3 separate regions of the Homo sapiens genome follow, and all the other regions are linked to region 1. A link is a loop called in an ENCODE intact Hi-C map of the cell type or tissue named here. Cell type or tissue: mammary epithelial cell. All regions are shown on one strand.

Region 1 (5,000 bases):
AATAACAGATGACAATTATTGAGCATTTATGGCATTCTTACAGGCATTACCTTATTTAAAGTTCAGAACTACCAAGGAAAAGAGTAACTTGTGGCAGGCGTGAGAGGTTCCGAGGCACAAAAGGAAGATAGGCATTCAAGGAACACCAGGATAGAAGACCCAGAGTAGGAGAAGAGAGAGGAAGAGGAGTCCGCCAGATGGGATGCTGGAAACCGCGGGATAGCTCGGTGGAGAGAGGGCGCTCCTGCTCCGCAAGCCTCCCTACGACGGCAGGCCTACCCGGTCCTGCTCCTGCCGGCTCTGGGCATCTGGTTTCTGCCGCTCCATCTCCAGGGAGATGGTGGCCAGGCTGTGCCGTGTACCCATCAACTTCTCTGACAGCGCCATCTTCTCAGACTCCTTCAGAGACAAGGCCTGGGCAGAGGCAGGGGACAAAGGGCTTGGGGGATGGGCTGGTCCTGGGGGCATGCTCAGGCTTCTTGCTGCCTAGGAAATGTGCCCACTGGGGGCTTAGAGGCCTGAGTGTGCCACTGCAGGTGGACCCAGGGCAGACATGCAGCCCTGGAAAAGGGCACAACGGCAGTCACAAGAATCCCGGACGTGGATACCACTCATAGAGCTCACTAACCCGCCACAGCACCCTGACTGCAGAGTCTTTCTTTCTACCCATCTTACAGATGAGGAAACTGAGGCTCAAGGAGGTAAAGTGACTCGCCCAGGTACACAGCTGGTGAGGAGAGGAGATGGGCACAGTCTGCCCTGTCTCCGTTACATTATAGGAAAGTTAGGGATTTGTTATTTGGGGGGACACGTCAGCTGATGCCTGTGGGCATCGTGGGGACTGCTCAGAAGGCAGCCATGAGGATCCATGCCCAGCGTGGGGTGGGACGAGGCATGGGAGAATATGGAACAGCTTTCCTGGTGTCACGACTGTCACTGTCACTCAGTAAGTGCTCACTGTGTGCCAGGCATGGAGCACAGCAAAGCCTCACGAACCCCCTTCTAATCCTCCCCTCCTGCAGGTAAGGAAACTGAGGCCCCCAAGAGGGCAGTGGCCTGCCCCAGGGCTCCTAGCTGCCAAGTGGCAGAGCAGGGCCCGGCCCCAGAACTGGAGCAGCTCAGAGAGCAGCAGAGGCCACGCCAGGGCTCACGAACCTGCTGCTTCTCGCTCTCGGCCAGGAGGAGGCCCTCGTCATGCTCCTGCTGCAGGGCAGCAATCTCCTCACTCAGCTGTTCCTTCTCAGCCTTCCGCCGGGCCAGCAGCTCCTCCTGCTCACGCTGCAGCTGACTCTGCAGCTGGGCCCGCTCGGCCTCCAGCTCCCGCCATGCTGCCTCCTAGGGGGCCAGGACTGGACGCGTGTGACACACCAGGAGGGGCCCAGGCAGACCCCCCAAAACATCAGGGCAGCAAGAGCCATCTGGCCCCCATACCCTCAGAGATGGAGGGTGACCAGGTAAATACAAGGGACTGATAAGGGCTATGACGGGGACACGCCAGGGCCGTGAAAGTGCCAAGGAGCAGCAGTGGGCTGGCCTGGGGGTCCGAACATGATCCCCTGCGGAGAGACAAGTAACTGTCAGCCAGGTAAGGAGAGAAAAGACCACCCCAGGCCAAGAGCACAGCCCCTGGAAAGGACTACAGGATGCAGGGTGCAGAGGGAAACAGGGCACGGTGAGTCACAGGGCCAGAGCCCCAGGCAGTGGCTGGGCCAGGACAGGCCGTGTGGGCCATGGGGATTCTAAGGACAGTGAGGGGAGTGGGAGAGAGGACTCGAGCCAAGGTGACAAGGAGCAATCTGATTTTTAGCTTAGGGGATGTTCCGACAGCTGTGGAAGAGGGATTGGGGTTGGGATGGAGGAGAGTTAGGACTGGCTGTGAGGAATGAAGGGGGTCAGGGGTTGCCAGAGGAGCTGGAGAGAAGAACACAGATTTGGGGACATTAATGAGGCCAAGCCAGGCAATGCAAAGGGCAAGAAGAGCAAGGGGGAGGTCACAGTTCAGATCCCTGGGGACTGGACAGGCGGGCAGGCAGAGCCCACAGGCAAATAGCAGCCCACCCGGGGAGCCCGAGGGCAGGTGCCTGCCTCAGCAGTTGTCCCTAGCAACTCTGTGAGAAGCAGACAGAGCTGCCACTTCTTTTTTTTTTTTTTTTTTAGACAGAGTCTCGCTCTGTCACCCAGGCTGGAGTGCAGTGGCGTGATTTTGGCTCACTGCAACCTCTGCCTCCCAGGTTGAAGCGATTCTTCTGCCTTACCCTCCCAAGTATCTGGGACTACAGGCGCGTGCCACCATGCCCAGCTAATTTTTTGTGATTTTAGGAGAGATAGGGTTTCACTGTGTTAGCTAGGATGGTCTCGATCTCCTGACCTCGTGATCCGCCCACCTCAGCCTCCCAAAGTGCTGGGATTACAGGCATGAGTCAGCACGCCCGGCCAAGCCACCCCTTCTTTAAGAGCTTCACCATAGCTCATGCCTGGAATCCCAGCACTTTCGGAAAGAGCTTTACCGCCCCCTGATGGAGAAGCGTGATAACCACCACCCAAGGCCATGGGGACTGCAGGGTGAGTGGCATGCCCTGGAGCCATGTAGTCATAGCCTGCACCTCTGTCAGAGGAAGCCCTGTCTAGGATTTGGTGGCTGAGGGCCCCTGTTCTGAGGGCCACTCTGGAGAGCATGCCAGTGCCAGCAATCATAACTCATGGAGCATTTGCTAAGTACCAGTCACTATGTTAAGCCCTCTATGCAGATGGTCTCAGCTCATCCTCAATACCTTCCACTATCCTATCCCTATTTCTACAGGTGGGGAAATGAAGGCACAGACACCTTGGGTAGCATCACCAGTAAGCGACCAAGATTAGATTCAAACCCAGGCAATATAACCCCAGAGTCAGTGTTCTAGTAACTTCCCTGGCCCCTTGCCTTTCTACATGCTCAGGTCTGCGTGGCCCTTCATATGGAAACTTCTTAGCAAATGAAAGTGCTTTCCTGCTGTGCATTAGGTCAACATTTCCCAAATGTGGTTGTGGACCCTCTGCATCAGGATTACCAGGGCTGGACCAGATTTGGGACCTGGGTATCTGAATGTCTAATAAGGACCACAACCTCCCCACCACCCCTCCAGTCCTCCCAGCTGTCCCCAGGGCCTCCACAACAGAGAGGGAGTCCCATTTCACAGATGTACAGACCGAGGCAGAGCAAGAACGATGATGAAACACTGGCTCAGACTTCTGCCCACCCCTCCCCAGCTGCCTGAACCTTTTCACGCTGGAGTCACTGTAAGTCCTCCTCCTGGGCTGCCCACTGCTCCCGCAGAGAGGCCTGGGCCTCCCGCTCAGCCTGCACCAGCTTCTGGGCCATCAGCTCCTTGTCTAGACTGGCTTTCTCCTGCGTAGCTATTATTTGCTGCCGCAGGCCCGCCAACTCCCCTGCACGAGAGGAATGGGGGAAAGGGCAGGGTTGGGTTGAAATTTTTCCTTGGGCCAGCAGACTTAGGCCAGTTGAGCCATATGGGCAAAATCCCAGAGGCAGAGGGCCTGCCTGGCATCCAGTTTGGGTCCTCTTGAAGAAGTGGCTTGTCCTCTCTGGGCCTCAGTTTCCCTATCTGCTACATGGGCCCACTGGCCCTGACCCCTTTCCTGCCTACCTAGAATGGCATTAAAGGCATAAAATGACTGATGAGAAGGCCTCCCAAATGGGACGGATGTCAAACATATAACAACCCTAGGCCAGGTGCCATGGCTCACTCCTGTAATCCCAGCACTTTGGGAAGCTGGGGCAGGTGGATCACCTTAGGTAAGGAGTTCAAGACCAGCCTGGCCAACACGGTGAAACCCTGTCTCTACTAAAAATACAACAATTAGCTGGGCATGGTGGCGGACGTATGTAGTCCTAGCTACTTGGGAGGCTGAGGCAGGAGAATCGCTTGAACCCAAGAGGCAGAAGTTGCAGTGAGCTCAGATCGCACCACTGCACTCCAACCTGGGCGACAAGAGTGAGACTCTGTCTCAAAAAATCAAACAGGCTGGGCGCGGTGGCTCATGCCTGTAATCCCAGCACTTTGGGAGGCCGAAGTGGGCAGATCACCTGAGGTCGAGAGTTCGAGACCAGCTTGACCAACATGGTGAAACCCCGTCTCTACTAAAAATACAAAATTAGCCAGGCATGGTGGCGCGTGCCTGTAATCCCAGCTACTTGGAAGGCTGAGGCAGGAGAATCGCTTGAACCTGGGAGGCGGAGGTTGAGGTGAGCCAAAATCGCGCCATTGCACTCCAGCCTGGGCAACAAGAGTGAAACTCCATCTCAAAACAAACAAACAAAAACAAACAAACAAACAAAAACCCTATTACTGACTCAGCACTTACTATGCGTCAAGCACCCAGCTAAGTATTTTAGACATAACCTCATTTTGTCTTCATAACATGCCTATGTAGTTTATCCTCATCCCCGTTTAACAGATGATGAAATGGAGGATCAGAGGAGATCAGCAGCAACTTCCCACAGCTGCACAGCTACACATAAAGCATCTCCTTTAATGACTGACATGAACATACCTGTCAAGCATTAACTATCAGCATTAATGGAAACGACTACAGGGAATGGAAATGGTATAGCCATCATCTAAAAACCATCTCCCGGGTTGGAAACCCACCAGCATTTCCCTTCCTGGTTCTGTCTGGCTCAGGTGTACATGGACAGGAAAATTAATTTCCATGACCCAAGTAGGTGCTTAGTTAATGTTAGATGAGCAGAAAGAAGCCCTGAGTTCAGAGATTCGATGGGGAACGGTGCAGGGAAGTGGGGCTCGGATTCTGGGGCCAAGAGAGTCATCTGAAAACCACAGAGAACTCAGACTAACAGGCCTGATGACCGATGAACAGCAGTTACTGTTGACTCAGCCAGGCACCGTGCCACGGCCTTACACGCTTTTCCCATGTCATCCTGGCAACAGGCTTAGAAGGTGGGCATTGCCACCTCCAATCATCAGCTGAGGAATCTGCAG
Region 2 (5,000 bases), 270 kb after region 1:
AGGCCACCAAGTTAGAAGGATGAAAGCGGCCTGATTTCTAGTAAGATGTATGCCTCCTTAAATAATTACCAGCCATTATTCCAGAAGTCACAAGATTGGCAGCTTCCCCAGTTACTGCTGTGAAGAACATCACTATTGTAGAACCTAAGATTGGCCTCTTGAGATGTCTTTTCAGGCTTTGGCATTTCTGACTGCTGGATGGCACCATTTGGCCCGAAAATCAACCAGTCCCTTAGCCCCCACCCAGAAGCTGACTCCATGCAGGAGGGCCATTTTCCATGCCCCTGTGATTTCATCCCCAACGATCAGCACCACGCAAGCCCTAGCCCCCTCCCCACCAAACTATCTTTGAAAAACCCCTTACCTCCAAGCCTTCAGTGAGATTGCTTTGAGTAATAACTCTTGTCTCCCACATGTCGTGGCTGGCCTGTGTCAGTGAAACTCTTTCCTGCAGTGCCATGGTCTCCATGAATTGATTTTGTGTGTACATTGGGCAGGAAGAACCCATCAGGTAGTTACATCTGCAGGATGGTGCCAGTTCTTTCCACAAAGGCTGGTCAGATACCCAGAAAACATTTCTCCACTACTACCTGGACAATGTGTCTCCCTGTCAATCTCCAGGGAATGGGGCCTGGATCAAGTATTTAGTATTCAGCAGTTACTACACTGTCACCTAATCCCTCATTTTCAATATCTTGCCATGCCTTCCAGTGGCCTAACTGGCCACCATGCCACAGAATCTTTATGGTCTCCAAGGAGAACTCTCTACTTGATGTTTTGTGATTTGAGCAATGGAATAGAATCTGATACTGGTGGGCTGGGGGAGGTACCCGGACACTGGTGGGATCTCGACCCCAGCCGTGGTGTCCAGGCTCTTGACACCATCGCGAGAACAAAGTCAAAGATGAGTCAGCAGATAGTGAAAGAAGAGATTTATTGCAAAGCAAAAAGTACACACTCAAGAAAGGGGAGTTCAGGCATACCCAAGAGAGAACAATGGATTCTGGGGTTTCATCTTGATGGGTTTCTTTAACCAAGGAGTGGAATGTTCATGAAAATTCCTGGGTAAAGGTGGAGATTTCTCGGAACTGTGGTGCCATCCATTTTTACATCAAATATTGGTCTCAGAACTGTCATGGCACTGGCGGGTGTGTGATTTAGTATGTTAATGAGCATATAATGAGGGCCTAGGTAAAACCTCCGTCAAATCCAGCACCACATTGGGTCCACTCAGCCTTAGCCAGCTTGGTCCACACCCTGGTTTTTCAGCGTCTTAACAGCCCACAGCCTCAAGTCATGTAAATCTGCTGCCTAGAATTTGTTATCCTGTGACCACCCTGTAGTATTCCTGTCTGAAATCTACTTGTAAATATTCAAATGGTCTTTCACTTGGGCATTCCAACTTTGCTTACTTCACAGTGTTTCCTGCGTAATATATAAGAAAAGATGATCCAGACATTGTTAAACATCTCAAATAAGATGTAGCCCAGGTATTTGTGTCAAATTTGGATTATTTTGATTTCGTCTTTGCAGAATATAAAAAACTAACATGAGGTAAGCACTAAGGTGTGGAGATGGCTGTGCAAGAGATGACAAAGTCCAGCACCACGCTTGAGAGTGTCCAATCATCTCTTCTGGGGCAGCATAGTTTTCTACAATACTGATTTTGGAAAAAAAATCAAAAAAAAAAAACCTACAAGATTCATGAAACTGGACAACTGTCTTTATAACATTACCAGTGATAAAACCAGTAAGGAAGGCTGGTTTGCAGTCATCTGAGCAGCCTCTTTACTTTCATAAACATGGTTTCTCTCGGCTTCCAATTGCAAGTGGAATGCTGCATCACAGGGATAAAGATGTGAAGAGAACCGGTTTCTTCTGTAATCCGAAACATTCTAGTCTGCGAATTAAAAGCCATTATTTGAAGAAGGATGCCCCGGCTCCATCTGGCCACCGAAAGGTTGCTCCTTAACACAGGCTAAGGACCAGCTTTTTTGGGAGAGAACAGACGCAGGGGCGGGAGGGAAAAAGGGAGAGGCAGACGTCACTTCCTCTTGGCGGCTCTGGCAGCAGATTGGTCAGTTGAGTGGCAGAAAAGCAGACGGGGACTGGGCAAGGCACTGTCGGTGACATCACGGACAGGGCGACTTCTATGTAGATGAGGCAGCGCAGAGGCTGCTGCTTCGCCACTTGCTGCTTCGCCACGAAGGAGTTCCCCTGCCCTGGGAGCGGGTTCAGGACCGCGGATCGGAAGAGAGAATCCCAGCTGTGTGTCAGGGCTGGAAAGGGCTCGGGAGTGCGCGGGGCAAGTGACCGTGTGTGTAAAGAGTGAGGCGTATGAGGCTGTGTCGGGGCAGAGCCCGAAGATCTCATACTTACCTGGCAGGGGAGATACCATGATCACGAAGGTGGTTTTCCCAGGGCGAGGCTTATCCATTGCACTCCGGATGTGCTGACCCCTGCGATTTCCCCAAATGTGGGAAACTCGACTGCATAATTTGTGGTAGTGGGGGACTGCGTTCGCGCTTTCCCCTGACTTTCTGGAGTTTCTAAAAGTAGACTGTACGCTAAGGGTCATATCTTTTTTTGTTTTGGTTTGTGTCTTGGTTGGCGTCTTAAATGTTAATCCTACAGTGGAGGGCTGGCGAATAGGAAGTAACATGTCGCCTGCACGCCATAGGAGAAAAAGCGAGCATCAGCCGTATCGGCTTTGTAACACAAATTAGCTATCGTGAAGTCCGCTCAGCTCTTCCCTTTCTACCCTGGCTGCTTTTTGCAGGGATTGGTCCGTGGTCTCCAGTCTCTTGGGTTCTCACCCTGTGTGAAAATCTTCCTGTTTTTCCCTACCCCCCAAGTCACCTCTTACACAGCCTCTGCTTCCAAGCGCAGCCCCCACAGGAGTTTGTAGGATTTCTGTGCTAGCGGGGAGTGTGTTCTCACCTCATAGAGCCAGGTAGAAACTACGCAGATGGGTGCTGTTCTCCAGGAAGAAAGCAGGGCCTTTGGGGCTCTCAGTGTCCCCGTTGGGTTGTAGACATAACACGCTTACTTTGCGTAGGGGAACGGCTCTGCCGGCCCCCAGGTGCCCTCGCGCATATTCATGGAGGCCCGTAGGTCAGAACCGCAGTCTCACCTGTCTTGGCGGAAATGCCCTGCGATCCTCCCGGAGATAGAAGGCGGGAAGTTTTATGAGGAGCCAGGTACAGTTTCCCTACTATCTCCGGCAGTTCATATATCTAGTGTTTCTTCAGACTTTATTTAAGCGACAGCTTCTTGTTTGATGTCTCGCTCCCACATCCTACATCCATTGCCAGGCAACTTTCTAGATAGCACCCAGACCCATCCTTCCCACCCCCAAGCAGCCGTTTCCTATTTCTGGTGCCAGTGTCCTCCCCAGTCCCTCTTTCTTCAGGCCCTCGCTTATCACCTTCATGGACAGAAAATACTTAGCTCTCTCTCAACCTGCGGTTTATACCTGACACGCGTCAGTACCCTGACAAATTCCTTAATACCCTTTCTCAAATGGCACTGAAAATGCATTTCTTTTTAACTCCCAGAAGTATCTAATTGGTTTTGTCCCTGAACTACATGAATACTAGTATTCCACTACAGAGGAAAACCCCAGGCCTAGCGATGGCGGTTCTGGGCATTGTGCCAGCCTCTCCCAGGGTATGTTTTCTGACATCACCTACTTTTGATCAACTGAGGTCAGGAGTTCGAGACCACCCTGACCAACATGGCGAAACTCCGTCTCTACTAAAAATAAAAATAAAAATAAATTGCCGGGCATGGTGGTGTGGGTCTGTAATCCCAACTACTCGGGAGGCTGAGGCAGGAGAATCGCTTGAACCCGGCAGGCGGAGGTTACAGTGAGCCGAGATCGTGCCATTGCACCCCAGCCTGGGCAATAGAGTGAGACTCTGTCTCAAAAAAAAAAAAAAAAAAATTAGTCCATCTGAGACATTGTTGTTGGAGACAGTAGAATCCTGCATCCAACAGGCACTTGGTGCAGATCTGAACCCATTGAGCTATTGGCTCATGTTCCCTATGTTCTATTAAGTATCATGAGCAGAAATTGAGCTCTTTGGCTTTTACCCACTGAGTATGGCTATAGGACAGGTCTCTCTCTCTCTCTCTCTCTCTCTCTCTCTCTCTTTCTCATTATTTGCATCATTATTTTTTGCCATCAGTGTGGGTTTTTGGTTTTGAGGCTATGAAGTGAATTTCTGGGGACAATCTCTGTTGGGTCGTGTTGACAAGGATCCAGTCCCTGTTTGGTGATACATGACAGCTAATCTGGTCTGTGAGTCTTCTTTATTGTCTATTTATTGTCCTGAGAATAATGGTATTTCCTGAAATTTGAGACTGCAGCAATGATAAGTTGTTCAGATCTTGTCTTTCCAATGTTTGGTAAAAATTTTATAGGCCCAATTGTTGTCAATATCTGCAAGAGTGGCATCTCTATTACAAGAGTGATCTTACTACTCAATGTCCCCCCTCCCACCCAACTTCATTTCCTAGGGGCTCTTGGCTTTAACGAATTTACTGTATCTAAAAGACATCTTAGTACAGGAAGAAAACTAAATCTGTAGCATGTAAGGAGCAGTTTTCTTTGATTGGTATATTCAGGTTTCTAACCAGCTGAAAAATTCAAATACATGTCCTTTAAGGATTAAGTTTAAACTACACTACAGAAAGAAGAGAAAAGATTTATATGATCACATATAAGCAATGGAATCAGCAATATGAGCACTTTTCACAACTATATAAATCAAATTTAGTAATCTCCAGAACATTAAGGAAGTTCAGCCCTTAATGAAAATGAATGAAAAGAAATTATTCACCCACTGTTACATGCCCTGGAAAGAGAATGCCCTGCAGGACTCAAAAGGGTACCACAATATTACTCAGATTTTCAGCAATGAAGGCCCTCCAAGGATCTAATGATACTCATATTTTCAGTTTATTTCCTTCACTGATAAACATTGTTAATAGATACC
Region 3 (5,000 bases), 330 kb after region 1:
AAGAGCCAGGATTTGAACCCAGACATTCTGCCTTCAGAGTTAACCTCTTCACCACTGCGCTGCTTACCTCTCAGGGACGTGATCGATGATGATGTTTAGTAGACTGTGGTGGAGCATGTTATTCTTGTTTCTGAAGGTCCTTGGGGAGATGTGTCAGGCACTATTTTAAGCACATGTGAAGTTTGTATCCTTAAAACAGGCCGGGCGCAGTGGCTCACGCCTGTAATCCCAGCACTTTGAGAGGCCAAGGCAGGCAGATCGCCTGAGGTCAGGAGTTCCAGACCAGCCTGACCAACGTGGAGAAATCCCGTCTCTACTAAAACTACAAAAATTAGTCAGGCGTGGTGGTGAGCACCTGTAATCCCAGCTACTCGGGAGGCTGAGGCAGGAGAATTGCTTGAACCTGGGAGGCAGAGGTTGCAGTCAGCCAGGATCGCACCACTGTACTCCAGCCTGTGTGACAGAGCAAGACTGTGTCTCAAAAAAACAAACAATGTCACGAGGTAAGTGTTACCTCATTTTGCAGATGTGAAAACGGAGGCCCAGGGTCATGGAGCTAAGCGGTAGTGGGCTTGGTTGCCCTGTGGCTCAGGCTGTTTCTCTCCAAACTCCTGCCTCAGGCCTGGTCCCCAGCCCAGCATCTCGCTGGCTACAGGAGGTTCGGGGCAGGAAAGTGACATGGGCCACCCACCCACCCTTTGTCCCACAGCCATAGACAACTAGAGCAGCTGGAAGGGAAGCGCTCAGTCCTGGCCAAGGAGCTGGTGGAGGTGAGGGAGGCGCTGAGCCGCGCCACACTGCAACGGGACATGCTGCAGGCCGAGAAGGCCGAGGTGGCCGAGGCGCTGACCAAGGTGGGTCCCTGTCTGCTGCACAACCACAAACCTACCTCTGACCCCCAGCCCCAAGCCTTGTCACTCTGGCACAGACTGGTCCCAGTGTCAGGCAGACCTCTGAGCCTGGTCACAGACTGACCCCTTCCTTCTGGATACAGGCTGATCTTTGTCACAGGCCACAGACCTCTGGACCTCTGGTCCCAGCCATAAGTGGACTGACCTCTCTTTATGGCCGTATCCCTGCTCTTCTGGATGCTCCTGGGGGCAATGCCTATAGCTCAGGGTCATCCAGTGCCTGAGACTCAGCTCCTGGGGTCTGAGAGTTGTGGCCACAGCGCAGAGGGTCCTTGGCAGGGGGGCCTGCGCTGTCCGCTGCAGCCTGGGCTCTGAGCAGTGCTATCCCTAGACCCTACTCAGGGGATCCTCTGAACTCTGGCCCTGCCCTGCAGCTTGAGCTATTTTTGCACAGCTCTGTGGTGTGTGGCTTTTAAATGGCTCATAAGCAGCAGGCTTTCTGCGGTGATTTTTTTTTTTCCATCTCACACTGTGTCCCCTCCTTGTCTCCCCTACCCTGTCTCTGAGGGTCCATCTCTCTGGGTCTCTTCTTGGGCCTCCTCACCTCCTCCCGACCTTTCTGCCTTTCCTCATTTCTCGGGGCCTGACCCTGCAGGCTGAGGCTGGCCGCGTGGAGCTCGAGCTCTCCATGACCAAGCTGAGGGCAGAGGAGGCCTCCCTGCAGGACTCCCTGTCCAAGCTGAGCGCCCTCAACGAGAGCCTTGCTCAGGACAAGTTGGATCTGAACCGCCTTGTCGCCCAGGTACGCTGTGCACCTGCGGGCCCACCTGCCTTGCCCACCCATCCTCCCCACTCAGTGAGGCACCCCGGGCCCAGCCCTGTACCTGTCTTGGCCCCTGCCTCCCTTTCTGTCCCTGGTTCTCTGTCTGTCTCTGGTTCTCTGTCTGTCTGTCTATCCCCTCTAGGCGTCAAAGCACAGAAGTTCCATGGGCCCTCCTCATCTCCCCCTCCCCAGTGTCCCATACACCCAAGGGCACTGTCCCTCATTCCCTGGGAGCCTCCCCTGGGCTATTGTTGCTGGTGGGTGGGTGGAGGAGGCGTCCTGGTCCTGGGAGGGACGCCCTGCTCACGAGGCCCCACTCCTACCTGGCCTCCAGCTGGAGGAAGAAAAGTCCGCCCTGCAGGGCCGGCAACGGCAGGCAGAGCAGGAGGCCACAGTGGCGCGGGAAGAGCAGGAACGGCTAGAGGAGCTGCGGTTGGAGCAGGAGGTGGCGCGGCAGGGCCTGGAGGGCTCCCTACGAGTGGCGGAGCAGGCCCAGGAGGCATTGGAGCAGCAGCTCCCCACGCTGCGCCATGAGCGCAGCCAGCTGCAGGAGCAGCTAGCGCAGGTGGGCAAAGCTGTGTGTGGGGGTGGTGTGGAGAGCATGTGGGGCAGGCCGGGCTCCCAGCCCCCTGCATCCAGTCCTGGGTTAAGTCACAGGCACTGGAGCCTGCTTCTGGGTTAAATCCAGCCCCACTTCTGCTAGCTGGGGACCTTGGACAAGCTGCCCAATCTCCCATACCTCAGTTGCCCCATCTATAACATGGGGCCAGCCAGGCGCAGTGGCTCACGCCTATAATCCCAGCACTTTGGGAGGCCGAGGCGGGTGGATCACCTGAGGTCCGGAGATCAAGACCATCCTGGCTAACACGGTGAAACCCTATCTCTACAAAAAATTAGCTGGGCGTGGTGGCACGCGCCTGTAGTCCCAGCTACTTGGGAGGCTGAGGCAGGAGAATCGCTTGAACCCAGGAGGCAGAGGTTGCAGTGAGCCAAGATCATGCCACTGCACTCCAGCCTGGGCAACAGAGCAAGACTCCGTCTCAATAATAATAATAATAATAATAATAATAATAATGATACAGATTAATAATAGGTGGAGACTTTTTAGAATTGGAATCTTAGACTTTTGGGAACATCACATCTGGAAGAGACCTTAATGTTTCAGGGATCCAGGGACCTTCATGCAAGGTCTATCCTGGAGCGCCTAGGTTTCTGGGAGGGGCCTCTAGAGGATGGGGTAGGGGGTGCAGGAAGCAGGGTGCAGGTCTCCACCTTGAGGCCTGCCGAGCAGCTGCACTTGGGTCTGGTTTATATATTCAGCTTCTCTGCAAGTTTAGAGTAATACAAGGGTTCTGTTACTCCCAGAGCTGAGTGAGGGCCCTCATTTTTTTTGTTTCATTTTGTTTTGTTTTTGTTGTTGTTTTTTTTTCCAGACAGAGTCTTGCTCTGTTGCCCAGGCTGGAATGCAGTGGCACGATCTGGGCTCACTGCAACCTCCGCCTCCAGGGTTTAAGCTGTTCGCCTGCCTCAGCGTCCCAAGTAGCAGGGACTACAGGCGTGCACCACCACGCCCGGCTAATTTTTGTATTTTTAGTAGAGACAGGGTTTCACCCCGTTGGCCAGGCTGGTCTTGAACTCCTGACCTCAAGTGATCCACCTGCCAAAGTGCTGGGATTATAGGCACGCACCACCGTACCTGGCTGGGCCCTGGTTTTTGTACACACGTGCATTGCAGATCTAGAGAAGGTCATGACTTGCCCAAGTACATGTAGCACATCAGGGCAGACCCTGGGCTCAAACCCAGGCCTTCTGCCAGGACTGGGTTAGGCCCAGAGTTGGGGTGCTGCACGATGAACAAGCTGGGGGACGCTGGGAGTGCTACTCAGTCTCTGGGTGGGGGCCAGCTCTCCCGGCAGCTGAGCGGGCGGGAGCAGGAGCTGGAGCAGGCCCGGCGGGAGGCCCAGCGGCAAGTGGAGGCGCTGGAGCGAGCGGCCCGTGAGAAGGAGGCGCTAGCCAAGGAGCACGCTGGCCTGGCTGTGCAGCTGGTGGCTGCGGAGCGTGAAGGCAGGACCCTGTCAGAGGAGGCCACACGCCTGCGGTAAGGCCTTGGGCTCTGCCCAACCCGCCCTGGGGGGTCCTCCTGGGGCCACACCATGACCAGCCACACGCAGGCACGGGCCCCCAGGGGCAGTTACTAAGGAGTCTGGCTTGCCGACTCGTCCTAGCTGTGGCTCAGGCTTCCCCAGGGAGTGTGGGCCTGGCCAGGCAGGTAGATTGGCACTTGGCCCATGCCTGGCCACTCCCTGAGATCCACAGTTTCCTGGGGCCAGGGAGGCTGAGTCCCAGGGCCTCAGGGACTGTATGTGCTGCAGCTTGGAGAAGGAAGCCCTGGAGGGCAGCCTGTTTGAGGTGCAACGGCAGCTGGCCCAGCTTGAGGCCCGCCGGGAGCAGCTGGAAGCCGAGGGGCAGGCCCTGCTGCTGGCCAAGGAGACCCTGACTGGTACGAGGGGCTGGGGACTTGGGGGGAACACCAGGTTCCAGCCCAGACTGCAGCCTCCCAAGGTCTGGGGTCTCACAGAAGTTGGGAGCACTGGAGTAGGAGTCTGGCTGGCCTGGGTTCCAGTCCTGTGCCACCACTTAGATCTCACCTTCCCTTGAGCAAGCCCCTTTCCTCTCTGGGCTGCAGATTCCTCAGCTGATGATTGGAGGTGGCAATGCCCACCTTCTAAGCCTGTTGCCAGGATGACGTGGGAAAAGCGTGTAAGGCCGTGGCACGGTGCCTGGCTGAGTCAACAGTAACTGCCGTTCATCGGTCATCAGGCCTGTTAGTCTGAGTTCTCTGTGCTTTTCAGATGACTCTCTTGGCCCCAGAATCCCAGCCCCACTTCCCTGCACCGTTCCCATCCAGTCTCTGAACTCAGGGCTTCTTTCTGCTCACCTAACATTAACTAAGCACCTACTTGGGTCATGGAAATTAATTTTCCTGTCCATGTACACCTGAGCCAGACAGAACCAGGAAGGGAAATGCTGGTGGGTTTCCAACCCGGGAGATGGTTTTTAGATGGTAGCTATACCATTTCCATTCCCTGTAGTCATTTCCATTAATATAAATAGTTAACGTTTGACGGGTATGTTCATGTCAGTCATTAAAGGAGATGCTTTATGTGTAGCTGTGCAGCTGTGGGAAGTTGCTGCTGATCTCTGAGCCTCCATTTCATCATCTGTTAAATGGGGATGAGGATAAACTACATAGGCATGTTATGAAGACAAAATGAGGTTATGTCTAAAATACTTAGCTGGGCGCTTGACCCATAGTAAGTGCTCAG

What was found. Hi-C counts contacts between places; a loop is a spot of excess contacts. Peaks named below come from ENCODE experiments on the same cell type or tissue, not always from the same donor. Only the 100,000 strongest peaks of a DNase experiment are listed, where the experiment ranks them.
Region 2: a loop joins it to region 1, with 6 times the contacts of the local background. A loop is called at or near these places in 8 of 110 quality-filtered maps.
Region 3: it touches region 1 in a loop (9-fold over the local background); 62 of 110 quality-filtered maps call a loop at or near these places.

The regions. Positions count from the first base shown.
Region 1 is chr1:16,618,690-16,623,689 of GRCh38, forward strand. It overlaps the pseudogene CROCCP2. Among named protein-coding and RNA genes, the nearest start is that of NBPF1, 7.6 kb to the left of the region's middle. RefSeq lists enhancers at 1-532, 533-1,200, 1,201-1,869. In mammary epithelial cell, a CTCF peak has its summit at 2,518 (motif pointing left); DNase peaks (open chromatin) are centred at 2,512 and 4,871; H3K27ac peaks cover 411 bases.
Region 2 is chr1:16,893,609-16,898,608 of GRCh38, forward strand. RNU1-2 (RNA, U1 small nuclear 2) reads left to right here and starts at 2,372; the gene lies at 2,372-2,535. RefSeq lists enhancers at 1,734-2,667, 2,668-3,600 and a silencer at 2,410-2,489. In mammary epithelial cell, no CTCF peak of the experiment used is centred here; DNase peaks (open chromatin) are centred at 2,613, 3,026, 3,363, 4,211 and 1 weaker place; H3K4me3 peaks cover 132 bases; H3K27ac peaks cover 801 bases.
Region 3 is chr1:16,944,753-16,949,752 of GRCh38, forward strand. It overlaps CROCC (ciliary rootlet coiled-coil, rootletin), which reads left to right. Exons shown (of 37, transcript NM_014675.5): 15 at 710-854; 16 at 1,507-1,653; 17 at 2,009-2,239; 18 at 3,579-3,772; 19 at 4,047-4,174. Among named protein-coding and RNA genes, the nearest start is that of CROCC, 25 kb to the left of the region's middle. In mammary epithelial cell, a CTCF peak has its summit at 2,946 (motif pointing left); DNase peaks (open chromatin) are centred at 3,869 and 4,479; H3K4me3 peaks cover 228 bases; H3K27ac peaks cover 1,520 bases.